Linked DNA regions of Homo sapiens: regions 2, 3 and 4 are each linked to region 1. Evidence: chromatin contacts called from ENCODE Hi-C or POLR2A ChIA-PET data. All regions are on one chromosome and are shown on one strand. The core of a region is the stretch at or near the end of the contact, and the rest is flanking DNA. Distances in the headings are between cores, read along the strand shown. Region 1 has its middle 99 kb from the start of S1PR1-DT. Region 2 has its middle 65 kb from the start of LINC01307. Region 3 overlaps SLC30A7 (solute carrier family 30 member 7). Region 4 has its middle 38 kb from the start of LINC01307.

Region 1 (3,124 bases), core at 400-2,899:
GCTGAGCAGCGGTTAGGGACAAGATCCAGTCCCCTGGAATAAAACAGACGGCTAACAATCCGGAAAATTGGACTGGGGATCAAAATAGGGTTTCACACAGGGAACTGAAATTAAAAAAAAAATAGTTATAAAAAATAAGCCAAGGTAAAATTCTTCATAGCTGGACAGTACGAACACGGCAGGGATTTTACCAATGGATGAAACTATTAATAGTATTTTTATTAATAGTGATGACAACTTATAGCTAATATTTATCAGGTATGCTAGCCATTTCTTTAAATTACATTATGTATTTTTCTCCAAACTTCTCTTAGATATTTTTATTATTTTCATTTTTACAAGTGAGGAAATCAAAAGTCCAGAAAGTTAAACAACTTGCCCATGGCCACACAGCTAATGAATAAAGAGGCTAGCACCTAACCCCAGAAAAGTCTATTTCCAGCGCATGCATCTCCAACTACTACTGAAAGTGTTACATGAAATAAGGCTTACAAAATCCTTAGCAATCACTTCTTGGGCTTTTGGCTAAGATCAAGTGCAAAATTCTTTTCAGAGTTCCATCCATACAGTAAGTACTCAATGAATTTTATCAATTCTCATTGTTAGTAACAGTAACATTGTAATAGAACTAGTGCTATTAACTGTAGCAATAGTAGTTGTAGTAGCAGCAACACAGGTATATGGAACTTAGGGTCAATGAGTAAGACCTGTTGAATGTCTTGGTTCGTAGAAGAGGACTGAGGAAAGGGAAACTGTATTGGGGAAGACTGATCCAGGTGTTATGGGGGGAGTCCAGATAGAGGAACATATAATGCAGAACCTTGCCCTTTTAACAAATGTAATTGAGCACTAACATAGAATAGAGGTTAAAAACATGGACTTTAGAATTACAAACGCCTATGTTCTGTTATTTATTAGCAATGAGACCTTGGGGGAAATTACTCAACACTTGTGAGCTTTAAGTAACTCACAACTGTACCTAGCATAGTGTCCCACATACAGTAATCATTCCTTAAATGCTTGTAGAATTAACATACTGCTTCATTTCCATACTTTTCCACCCCTCTGCAAAACAAAACAAAACGCTATCCTCAGTACCCAGTTGCTGAGTAAATGTAAATACCTAGGCAAATTCATCCCACTGAGTGTAGCTACTTTTTCAACCAATATAATTTGTCACCCATATCAACCTAACATTTCAGCAGCTTCCTGATCTGTACTAAAAAGCTGTCTTGCACAACTAAAGAAAAATGTGTGATTTGCTATTTCTGGCATCCTGATTCTATGTGGCTACAGTGAGTATTCTTGTGGTCTTCGCTGATCTGAAGCAATTTTAATTTGACGAGGAGGAGGCCATTTCTAAGAGAGTGCCTATTTTTTCCCCAAAGCAGGTCAATTTAAAAGGACAAAGTTCTCATTTTAACTTTGGTGCAATATGCATGAAAATAAACAGATATTAAAAGGAACAGGTCATCTCTTTCATTGGCAAATTTCACTGTAATATTGAATTCTATTTGTGGGGGCACAAAGAAAATAATGGTTTAATTTACAATTGAGAGAGAGAGGGAGGGAGGGGGAGACAGAGAGAGAGAGAGAAAGACCATTACTGCCACCTCTCGCTCACTTCTTCAGAACTGAGAAAATGTTGAAGAAAGTTGGCATTTGCTTGCCAAAGTTTCACACAGACAGTCTGACTTTTGTTTTTACTTCCATGACCTTTAATGGCTTTCAGTGCAGTCAGACCAACTCTGCATATATATTGACACTATGAAAACCACACAGATAAGCAGTTTTGGGTTTTCATGCTTTATTTACTTTGGAGCTTAACAATCATACACATATTTCCCTGTTAGAGGTCCCAAAAGCTTTGTTCTGATCTTGAGTTGCTTTTGTCTGTTATTCAGCGTTTGGATTGCTTTATAATTACTCTATGAATGTATGTATTTTAAACATTTTTTTTTTCTAGGAATAGTTCTATTTTGTTATTGGGTGCACTGTATTTATGTTTCCATTAACAGAAGTATGAAGAGTCCAGTTCAAGCTGAGAAACTCACACTCCACTGCCATACATCTGGGGAGATGCAAACAGACAAGGAAGGAAGGAATTTCTGCAATCACTAGAGGGACAGGTTTTGCAGCAGATCACCCTCACATCTACAGATGCTCTCTATTTCTTTTCACCCAGAGGCTTCAAATTGCCCGTTGACATCTCTGATTTTGCCAAGAGATCACGTGCTTCAGTTAGTTCCCATTCCCTTGTATCATTTAGGACAGAGTAAATTCTTCCAGAACACTAAAGAAATGAAAGTTTTGAAAAATTCGATTTTTTTTTAATGTTTTTAATTGTAGGAAAAGGTACATAAAATTTACCATTTTAACCATTTTTATGTGTACAATTCAACAGCGTTACATACATTCATGTCGTTGTGCAAATATCACCAGTATTCATCTCCAAAACCTTTGTTATCATCCCAAATAGAAACTTTGTATTCAGTAAAAAATAGCTCCTTGTTATCCCTTCCCCACACCTCCTGGAAGCCACTATTCTACTTTCTGTTTCTATGAATTTGACTATTCCAGGTACCTCAGATAAGAGGAATCACATTTGTCCTTTGTGTCTGGCTTATTTCACTTAGCATAATGTCCTCAAGGTTCATCCATGTTGTAGTAGGTATCAGAATTTTAATTTTTTGAAAGCCAAAAATATTGCATTGTATGTATGTATATACCACATTTTGCTGATTCATTTATCCATTGATTGTTCTTTGGGTCATTTCCATTTTTGGCTATTGTGAATGATACTCTTATAAACATTGGTGTACAAATATCTGTTCAGTCTTTACTTTTAATTTTTTTGTGTATAGACATACAAGTGGAATCGCTGAATAGTATGAGAATTCCATGTTAAATTTTTTGATGAATCGCCATTTTGCATTCCACAATGGCAGCACCATTTTACATTTCCAATGGCAGTGCACAAGAGTTCCTATGTCTCCACATCCTTGTCAACACTTGTTATTTTCTTTGTTTTTTAGTAGCCTTCCTAATAGATGTGAAATGCTATTTCATTGCTATATTTTAATTATTAATAAATCAAATTTCTGGCCTAAATTTCCAGATGTTC
Region 2 (3,124 bases), core at 382-2,881, 250 kb before region 1:
AGGATTCATAAAGAGAATATATTGAACACGTAATAACCTCAGCATGAACAGTTGCAGACAAAAGTTAGAAAGGGTTCTTAAGGCCAAAAGTAGCAGAATACCTTGTCCTTTAGCTTCCAAGTGCATTTTGACATGAAAACACTCATAGAAAATGTAAAGGACAAGATAAAATAATGGCTCTTGAGAAGCTATTTGGATCATTTGAGAAAGTTCAATTGAATAGATAATTCCAAAACATTCACTTACTCTCTTTACCACAGTCCATCTACTTGGCCTTGTGCTGCAGAGACTCAGAAAAAAAAAGTTATCCTGTTTATGTGTGTGACCAGATAGACGCAGAGCAGTAAAATAAGTCAACACAGTGGTGCTAAATTTGGGGACCACACTTACAATATTTCCAGGCTTTATTTGATTTCATGGTCTGTTTTAAGTTTCAGAAGTATTTTCCTCATTTTGGCTGACCACCCACACTTCTTCTGCTCCCTGTAAGTATCTACCTCTAAGCATGTACAGCATATGTACCTCCCTCCTCCATGTGTACAAACATTCATCACAAACAGAGTCCCGGCCATGTGTCAGGAGGAGATGTGAGGCATTATGAATGAAGACAGGAGTTACAACCAAACATGCAGAAGACAAGCTCCAATGATATCTCACTGTCTGCTCACTTTTCACCAGCACTATCCAGAGAATAGTTTTTCTCCTTCTGCCTTTTAAGTCCCAAAGTTCTTTTTAATCTTTTTCTGTGATAGTGTTCCTCTGATGCCTTCTCTTGATTCAAGTCAAGCAGCATATGAAACTGCCTCTGGCAAGATGCCTGTTCAGTGGGTCAACTGGCATATCATACATATCATACTGCTGGAAATAAGAATATGAAGAAATCATAGAGGAGCTACTGCTTATTGAGGGCTTACTAAGAATCAGACATCCTCTTGCCTGCTGCCAGGTAAGACGTGACTTTGCTCCTCCTTTGCCTTCTGCCATGATTGTGAGGCCTCCTCAGCCACGTGGAACTGTGAGTCAATTAAACCTCTTCCCTTTGTAAATTAAAAAAGAAAAATCAGACATGATGTTAGGTGACTATTACATAACACTTGTCTCATTATTCCATCTTTCAGATTATGAACTTGAAGCCCAGAATGATTAAATCTCTTTGTCCAAGATCCCCCAAATAGAATGTGGCACACACAGGATCTGAACCCCTCTCTGTCAATCTCCCAAAACCCCAGTGCTTGATTCTATGCCACTGTGGCAGCCACAAAAGGTGATGAGTCACTGCAGTAGCCTGCTTACTACACAAAGCACACAGAGATAAGTGATGGTTTAAATGAGCTTCACATGACTTAGAGTGGTTCACAAACCATAGCAACATAAGAATCATCTTGAGAACTTGTTTTAAAAAAAAAGTAGATTTGCAGGTTCTTCTCCAAGGCCCCTAACACAAACCTCTGGGGATAGAGCTTAGAAGATTAGCATCTTGAACAGCCTCCACCAGTGATTCTTAGCAGGTGGCCCTCACACCATACATTGAAAAACACCAGTTTAACAGCCCTTGGCAAGCTGTTTCTCTAATCCAGTGGTTCTCAAAGTGAGGTCCCCAGACTAGCAGCACCTGGAAACTTTGTTAGAAATGCAAATTTTCAAACCCTACCCCAGATCTACTGAAGCAGAAACCCTGGGACTGGGGCCCAACAATTTAGTTTAACAAGCCCTGAGGTGATTCTAATGCATATGAAAGTATGAGAACCAATGCTCTAACCTAATGTGATCTTGACATTTTCAGGCCTGACCCACATTGCCAACACCATGGGAAACAGGCCTCCAAAACCTTCATGAATTTTATCCAGGGTGCTCGACCAATCCCACTAACTCATCTCTCACCACAGACTCTAACCTGTTCCCACCCTCCTGGATTCTAACCTTGTCATTTATTCTCTACCACCCTTCACCTGACATTCAGATTTATACATTTGGATCCATCCCTCTCTAATCATAATGTGGGTGGGTAAAAACTTACCTAGTTCTCATGTTTCTCAGAGCAGGCCCCAGAGACATTCGCTCTGGTGAGTGCCCTTGGCCCTAAATGGGGTATCCAATTATTCTGTTTCACCCCAGCTTCTTTTGAGAACTCTTGAACTTGACATCTGCAGACTCAGTCTATCATTGTTGGACTCTGTAGTAATGTTGTTTGTTGTTGATATGGTTTGGCTGTGTCCCCACCCAAATCTCATCTTGAATTCCCATGTATTGTGGGAGGGACCCAGTGGGAGGTAATTGAATCATGGAGGCAGGTCTTTCCCATGCTGTTCTCATGATAGGAAATGGGTCTCACAAGATCTGATGGTTTTATAAACAGGAATTTCTCTACACAAGCTCCCTCCTTTCTGTCTTTGCCTGCCGCCATCTATGTAAGATGTGTCTTGCTCCTCCTTGCCTTCCACCATGATTGTGAGGCTTCTCCAGCCATGTGGAACTGTGAGTTTTCCATTAAACCTGTTTCCTTTGTAAATTGTCTAGTCTCAGGTATGTCTTTATCAGCAGCATGAAAATGAACTAATACAGTAAATTGGTACCAGTAGAGTGGGGCACTGCTGAAAAGATATCCAAAAATGTGGAAGTGGCTTTGGAACTGGGTAACAGGCAGGGGTTGGAACAGGTTGGAGGGGTCAGAAGAAGACAGGAAAATGTGGGAAAGTTTGGAACTCCCTAGAGAGTTGTTGAATGGCTTTGACCAAAATGCTGATAATGATATGGACAATGAAATCCAGCCTGAGGTGGTCTCAGATGGAGATGAGAAACTTGTTGGGAACTGGAGTAAAGGTGACTCTTGTTATGTTTTAGCAAAAAGACTGGCAGCATTTTGCCCCGTCCTACAGATTTGTGGAACTTTGAACTTGAGAGGGATGATTTAGGGTATCTGGCAGAATAAATTGTTAAGCAGCAAAGCATTCAAGAGGTGACTTGGGTGCTATTAAAGACATTGAGTTTTATAAGGGAAACAACATAAATGTTTGGAAAATTTGCATCCTGACAATGTGATAGAAAAGAAAATCCCATTTTCTGAGGAGAAATTCAAGCCAGCTGCAGAAATTTGCATATGTAACAAGGAGCTGAATGTTAATCC
Region 3 (3,124 bases), core at 225-2,724, 210 kb after region 1:
AAGCCTTTGCTGACAACTTAGTCATCCAAAACTTAATATTGACTTAAAATAATGACTATACTATTACCTTTCATCTGAAACCTGTGAATGCTCTCTGATGCTGACCAAGCTTAATAATCTACATATAGTAGAAGTTCAATAATTTTTTTAAAAATGTGCCTAAAAATGATTGTAAAGAAATACTGCTAACAGTGGTTATGTGACCTCTGCGTGTTGTGATCCTAGTTTTTCTTTACTTCATATGCTTTCCACTATTTTCAAAATTTTCTACCATGATCATATTTTATAATCAGAAAACTATTAAAAATTTTCTTACAAAGAATATGTCATATGCATAATACAAACAAAAATATTATGAAAAATAAAATAAAATAATCTCAGAATAAAAGAAAAAATCCAAAAGAAAACCCACAAAAATATTAACATGGGTCTCTTATGGTAATTTTTCCTTATCTTTTTCTATATTTTACCAAGTTTCTTTGTCAACATAATTATTCCCATAATTAAAAAAACTACTTTTAAATATGCAATTTCATTAAATCCTCAGCCTCTTCTCTAAATAGCCACATAGCATGTTCATGCTCTACCTGAAAACTGACCAATGGAGGGCACTGTCTTCCCTAGAGCACTATTAAGAAGCGCCGTTTTCTCTCCTACACTCCAGTACTGTTGGGGCTTGTGGTGAGGCAGATGTCCTTCTTGCTTGTCACTACCACTATTTATCACAGTTCCTACTACTTCTTCCCTACAGCACAGTTTCCTTAAGGCCCGTGCCATTAGATCATTACACCCTCTACCCATCTTGATTACCAGGGTTACAATTCCTGATTGCCCCCCTTCAGTCACTGAAAAATTTGGTAATGGGCTTATTATCTTTCCACCTCTACTCTTTTCATTATTCTTGATTTAAATTATCCATGTGGGCAATCCACCCATCATCAGGTCTCTATATGCTAAGCTTATCTTCTGCCCCTATAATCACACCTTAAGCCTTAAGATCTCAATTCCAAGCATCTCATAATCTGAACAACCCTTTCTATTTCTGGATCAATTCCCCTAATACCTCCATTCTTAATACTTCTTCCCAAACAGGGAAGATAGGCTCAGTGGATTAGATTGACCCTATCTTAGGCCACTAAGTGGATTAGACCACTGAACCTAACACTTTTTTTTAAAGCATGCATCAATTACCTTTATATCTTAATTTCTCACCACTCTAATCCCTGCCTTGCCCCTTTCTCACTGTCAGTACTCACCTGACAAAACCCCAAACCTGTTAAATCTAACTCTCTGTCTATTCCATACCTCTTACCAAGTAGCTGAACAAGACTGAAGAAAAACACAACTATTCTGGTTGTTTGCACTTTAAATTCATGACCACAAACCTCAAAGTGGGCCCTCTGTGCTGCCAGGCAATCACACTGCTCCCCTTTACAGCAAAAGGCTTTGAAAAGGAGTTGACTTAGTTGCTATCTCCATTTCCTCCCCTCCCATTCTCTCTCGAAGCTACTCTGTCTGATCAGGCTTTCATTCTCATCACTCTTCTTAGTCCCAGCAGCATTTAGCAGAGTTGATTAGTCCTTCCTGTTTAACAGGTTTCTTTACAAGGCTTCTAAAACAACATATGGTTGTATCTTTCTTCCCACCTCGCTGGTCATTCCACTTTACTCTTCTTGGTTGCACCTGCCTCCTGACCAACCCCAGGGCTCAGTTCTCAGGCCTCCCCTCCTCTATCAATACTCGGTCTCAGAATAAACTGTCTATTAAATATGGCTTTAAACAACATATATAATCTGATGACACCCAAATTTCTATCTTCCACCCCAACCTGCTCCCTGAACTCTAGAGATGCAGATATATAAACATGTATCTACCACTCTCTGCCCTGCTCATTGCGCTCCAGTTACACTGCCCTTCTTGTCATCCTTGTATCTGGCATGCTCCTGCCTCAGTGTGTTTATACTTGAAGTTCCCTCACCAGGGATATTCTTCCTCTGAACAGTCCCATATTCCTCTCCTCCACCATTTAGTCTCTGCTCCAATATTACCCTATGCAGAAGACTTTCCAAGCCCTTCTAAAATAGCATCTTAGCCTACTCTATGGCATTTGTCACCAACTGACAGTCCATTATCTATTTGCATGTTCGTTTGCTTTATTGACTGTCTCCCTATTAAAATGTAAGCTCCATGAGGGTAGGCTATTTGCCTGGCACAGAGTGGGTACTAAAACATTTGTTGAATTTTAAGATACATGAAACTTTTCTGTTACCTTCAAAGGGTGGGCTTATGAGAACCTTTTAATAGGTAAGTTATACATTTCAGTAATGTTTAAAATTTTCACAATAAGAATGTTAATATAGTTTAGATATGTGTGCCTGCCCAAAACTCATGCTGAATTGTAATCCCCAGTGCTGGAGGTGGGGCCTGGTGGGAGGTGTTTGGATCATGGGGACAGATCCCTCATGGCTTGGTGCTGTCTTCACAATAGTGACTTATTTCCAGATTTAGTCATTGTTTTTTCTCTCTCTCTCTTTCACCACGCTACATGCCTGCTCTGCCTTCACCTTCCACCATGACTGTAAGATTCCTGAGGCCTCCCCAGGAGCTAAGCAGATGCCAGCACTATGCTTTCTGTAAAGCCTACGGAACTGTGAGCCAATAAAACCTCTCTTCTTTATAGACTACCCAGTCTCAGGTATATCTTTATAGCAATGCAAAGTATTACTTTGGTTATCAGAAAAACAAGAGCAAATAATAAAAATATCAAAGCTTAACAATAACAAAAAGAAATCCAATCATATGACCTGAAACTATGTATCTATGTAAGTTACAGAGAAGTTTATAAGTAGGTCAGTAGGACCTAGACAAGGATGACAAATAAGTTTTACCTTGGAAGCCTACTGTAGTTGACTGGTTGTGGTTGCTTGAAGCACTATATTGAAAGGGCCCCTGACGCTAAATCAGTTTTAGCAGGCAGGAGTACCATACTGAGGGATATCTTCCAGGAAAACAGAAGGGGTGGGAATTGTGGCATTCATGCTAGATGAATTCCAATGCCAGATGAATACCAACCACTCCATGACTTTAAATCCAGGTGTGGACTATTTTCAACCCTTTCTGTTCA
Region 4 (3,124 bases), core at 215-2,714, 150 kb before region 1:
TGGGTTCTGAACAGAAATATAGATGTAATGAAATATTAATCAAGCTGTAATTTGATCCACTTTCTTGTTGCTGAAAATAACGTAGCACTAGATATTGATCATTGGCATCCCCATCGTTCCTATAGATAGGATTTCTTTTTTTATTATTATTATTAATTTATTAATTTATTTTTTTGAGACAGGGTCTTACTCTGTCACCCAGGCTGGAATGCAGTGACACAATCGCAGCTTGCTGCAGCCTTGACCTCCTGGGCTCAAGTGATCCCTCCCACCTTAGCCTCCAGGGTAACTGGGACTACAGGTGCATGCCACCATGCTCATCTAATTTTTTTTTTTTAATTGTAGAATTAAGGTCTTGCCACGTTGCCCAGGCTGGTCTCAAACTTCTGGGTTCCGGCGATCCTCCTGCCTCAGTCTCTCAGCCCAGCCTAGATAGTATTTCTGGCATTAGGATCATAAGACTTTAAGAATTGATTTGCATCTCCACTGCTCCTGTAGACAGGATCTCTGACATTAGAATCATAAGGCTTTTGTTTAGGAACCGTTTAAGATGTTTTTCAGATCCCAAATTCCAGCAAAATAGCTGATGCTAACCAGTTTGAAGACCCCCACTGAGGAGGAATGGAATTGGCATGAAAATACAGCTTCTTCATCTCCTTGCCCTGACTTCACCCTCCACTCTTTGATCAATCAATGATCTCCAAATTTCAGCCTACTCCCAAACCTCTATAACCCCTAGCCACAAATTCCTTTAGGAGGTGGATTTGAGGTTCCTTCCAATGTCCTCATTTGGTGGTCCTGTTATTAAACCTCATTCTCTGCTGCAACCCCATGTCTCGATCTATTGACTTGCTGCACATGAGGGGCAACAGGTGGCAAGGCAACAGACCTCCGATGGCTGCAATTTCTCTATCTATCTACAATGTTCTTCCCCATGGTTTTCCTTTTTTCTTTTTCTTTTTCTTGTTTTTTTTTTTTTTTTTTTTTTGGCAATCTTTCTCATTCCTGAAGGCTCAGGTCAAATGTCACCTCCTCCTTCCATCAGGAAGCTTATACCAGGCCTCTCTCCTCTAACATCCCATGGCACACAGAGCCTCTACTACTTTGTTGGTGCTTGTTTTCTGCTCTGTATTGTTAGTTGTCTTTTGTCTGTCTCAGCTCTTTGTAAGTTCCTGAGGAGAGCAGAGAAGTCGGCTACTTCTTTGTGTGGGCAATGGTTTCCAGTACAGTGTCCTACTCATGCTTGTATTTCTTCTGACTCAACAACTCTGCCAGAATCTCCTCCACATGGACTAAAGGGAGGCAGGATGATTTAGAAAAAGCTTTTTATAACATAGGACTAAAGGAATACAAGTCTATGAAAAATTAAAACTAAGCTAACAATTCCACTGTCTCCTAAAAGTACTAAGAGGATATATCATAGGGTACAGGATAAGCTCTAGAGTCAGACAGCCTGAGTACATAGCTTTGCTCCACCCTTAACAAGTTGTCTCACCCTGAGTAAGCCAACTTACTTGAGAAAATATTAATAGCACCTAGTTAAAAGGGATTTTTATTTGTTTGTTTTTTACTGTGGTAAGAGTACTTACCATGAGATCTGCCCTCTTGACAAATTCATAAGTGCACAATACATTAATGTTGCACAGCAGATCTCTAAAACTTATTCATCTTGCATAACGGAAACTGTACACTCATTAGAACATGAAGGTTTTTTTAAGAAATTCTACTTTGAAATAACTTTAGACTTACAGTAAAGTTGCAAAAATTGTAGTTTCTATATACACTTCACCCAGTTTATTGAAATATTAGTATCTTACATAAATGTAATGCAATTATCAAAACCAGGAAATAGACATTGATACAACAATATTAACCAAATCTACAGACCTTGTTTGAATTTCACCAGTTTTCCCACAGATTTCTTTTTTTTGATCCAATCCAGGATCTCATATTGCATTTAGCTATTATATCTTCTTCATCTTCTTCAATCAGTGATAGTTTTGGAAAATCCAGGACAGTTATTTTCAAAATGTCCCCCAGGTTTTCTCATGAATAGATTGAAGTTATGCATTTTTGGCAAGAATGGCACAAATAGGATATTGTGCCCTTCTCAGTGCATCATATCTGGAGGTACATGATCTTGGTATGTCCTATTATTGATGAGGTTATTCTTGACCACTTGGTTAAAGTGATGTATGTTGGGTTTCTCCACTGTTAAGCTTACTATTTTTTCCCTTTGTAATTAGTAAATATCTTTTAGGGAGATACTTTGAGACTATACAAATATTCTATTTCTCATACTTTCACCAACTAATTATAGTATCCATCCATGGGGCTTGCCTACAGCAATTACTACTATGGCATTTGCCAAATATTAATCTTCTATTTTTCTGATTCCTTCTACATGTATCAACTGAAATTCTACTGTAAGGAAGAGCTATTTCTTCTTCCCTATTTGTTTATTTGGAGGCATTTTATGAGGATTAAATGAAGTAGGACATTTACATGGTGTCTGGCACACGGTGAAGGCTCAGTAGGTGTGAGTCATCTTTAATATTATTATTACTGAGACAGTATGGAAGTTATGTAACTAATTGTTATGTGACTAATATTTTCTAGTTAGAAATGAGTATTTCTAACATGTTTAAAGGTGTTCCAAAATGGTCTACTATATTAGTTTGCTAGGGCTGCCATAACAAAAGATGACAGATTGAGTGGTTTAAACAACAGAAATTTATTTCTTGCAGCTCTGGAAGCTGGAAGTCCAAGATCAAGGTGTCAGCGGGTTTGGTTTCTCCTCTCTCCTTGGCTTGGAGACGGCCACCTCCTTGCTGTGTCTTCACGTGGCCTTTCCTCTGTTATGTTGGCACCTCTGCTGTCTATCTGTGTGTTCTCATTTCCTCTTCTGCTAAGGACTGGTCAGATTGAATTAGGGCCACGCTAAGGGCCTTATTTTAGCTTGTTCAAGTCTTTAAAGGCCCTGTGTCCCAATACAGTCACATTCTGAAGTACTGGGGCTTAGAGTTTCAACACATGAATTTGGGAAGGGGGAGACGTCATTCCACCCATATCTACCTATTTGCTTTGAAAAACTATTGTGAGCAAATCATTTAACATGTGAAAG

The links. A loop is a pair of places that touch in the nucleus more often than their neighbours do. ChIA-PET counts read pairs that join two places held with the same protein, here RNA polymerase II (POLR2A). Pooled maps may share reads with other maps.
Region 2: a loop to region 1 is called in a pooled map, with 2.5 times the contacts of the local background. The contact joins two enhancer-like sites. A Hi-C loop is called at or near these places in 7 of 50 pooled maps. POLR2A ChIA-PET finds 5 or more read pairs at or near these places in 3 of 52 experiments (T-cell, activated T-cell and naive thymus-derived CD4-positive, alpha-beta T cell).
Region 3: a loop to region 1 is called in a map of CD8-positive, alpha-beta T cell, with 2.6 times the contacts of the local background. The contact joins two enhancer-like sites. A Hi-C loop is called at or near these places in 25 of 168 maps with a recorded cell type or tissue (B cell, CD4-positive, alpha-beta T cell, CD4-positive, alpha-beta memory T cell and 15 more), 35 of 37 single-sample maps with no recorded cell type and 27 of 50 pooled maps. POLR2A ChIA-PET finds 5 or more read pairs at or near these places in 9 of 52 experiments (CD4-positive, alpha-beta T cell, CD4-positive, alpha-beta memory T cell, OCI-LY7 and 6 more).
Region 4: a loop to region 1 is called in a map of CD8-positive, alpha-beta T cell, with 12 times the contacts of the local background. The contact joins two enhancer-like sites. A Hi-C loop is called at or near these places in 52 of 168 maps with a recorded cell type or tissue (B cell, CD4-positive, alpha-beta T cell, CD4-positive, alpha-beta memory T cell and 31 more), 37 of 37 single-sample maps with no recorded cell type and 37 of 50 pooled maps. POLR2A ChIA-PET finds 5 or more read pairs at or near these places in 17 of 52 experiments (B cell, CD4-positive, alpha-beta T cell, CD4-positive, alpha-beta memory T cell and 12 more).

The regions. Positions count from the first base shown.
Region 1 is chr1:101,135,501-101,138,624 of GRCh38, reverse strand. No RefSeq gene overlaps it. Among named protein-coding and RNA genes, the nearest start is that of S1PR1-DT, 99 kb to the left of the region's middle. Within about 2 kb of position 1,649, at least 3 of the 41 ENCODE cell types and tissues checked have a DNase peak (open chromatin) inside an H3K27ac peak, as active enhancers do; they include CD8-positive, alpha-beta T cell and natural killer cell, where a contact is called at or near this core.
Region 2 is chr1:101,387,583-101,390,706 of GRCh38, reverse strand. No RefSeq gene overlaps it. Among named protein-coding and RNA genes, the nearest start is that of LINC01307, 65 kb to the right of the region's middle. Within about 2 kb of position 1,631, at least 3 of the 41 ENCODE cell types and tissues checked have a DNase peak (open chromatin) inside an H3K27ac peak, as active enhancers do.
Region 3 is chr1:100,925,846-100,928,969 of GRCh38, reverse strand. The region is part of intron 8 of SLC30A7 (solute carrier family 30 member 7); the gene reads right to left. Among named protein-coding and RNA genes, the nearest start is that of SLC30A7, 31 kb to the right of the region's middle. Within about 2 kb of position 1,474, at least 4 of the 41 ENCODE cell types and tissues checked have a DNase peak (open chromatin) inside an H3K27ac peak, as active enhancers do; they include CD8-positive, alpha-beta T cell and natural killer cell, where a contact is called at or near this core.
Region 4 is chr1:101,284,480-101,287,603 of GRCh38, reverse strand. No RefSeq gene overlaps it. Among named protein-coding and RNA genes, the nearest start is that of LINC01307, 38 kb to the left of the region's middle. Within about 2 kb of position 1,464, at least 2 of the 41 ENCODE cell types and tissues checked have a DNase peak (open chromatin) inside an H3K27ac peak, as active enhancers do; they include CD8-positive, alpha-beta T cell and natural killer cell, where a contact is called at or near this core.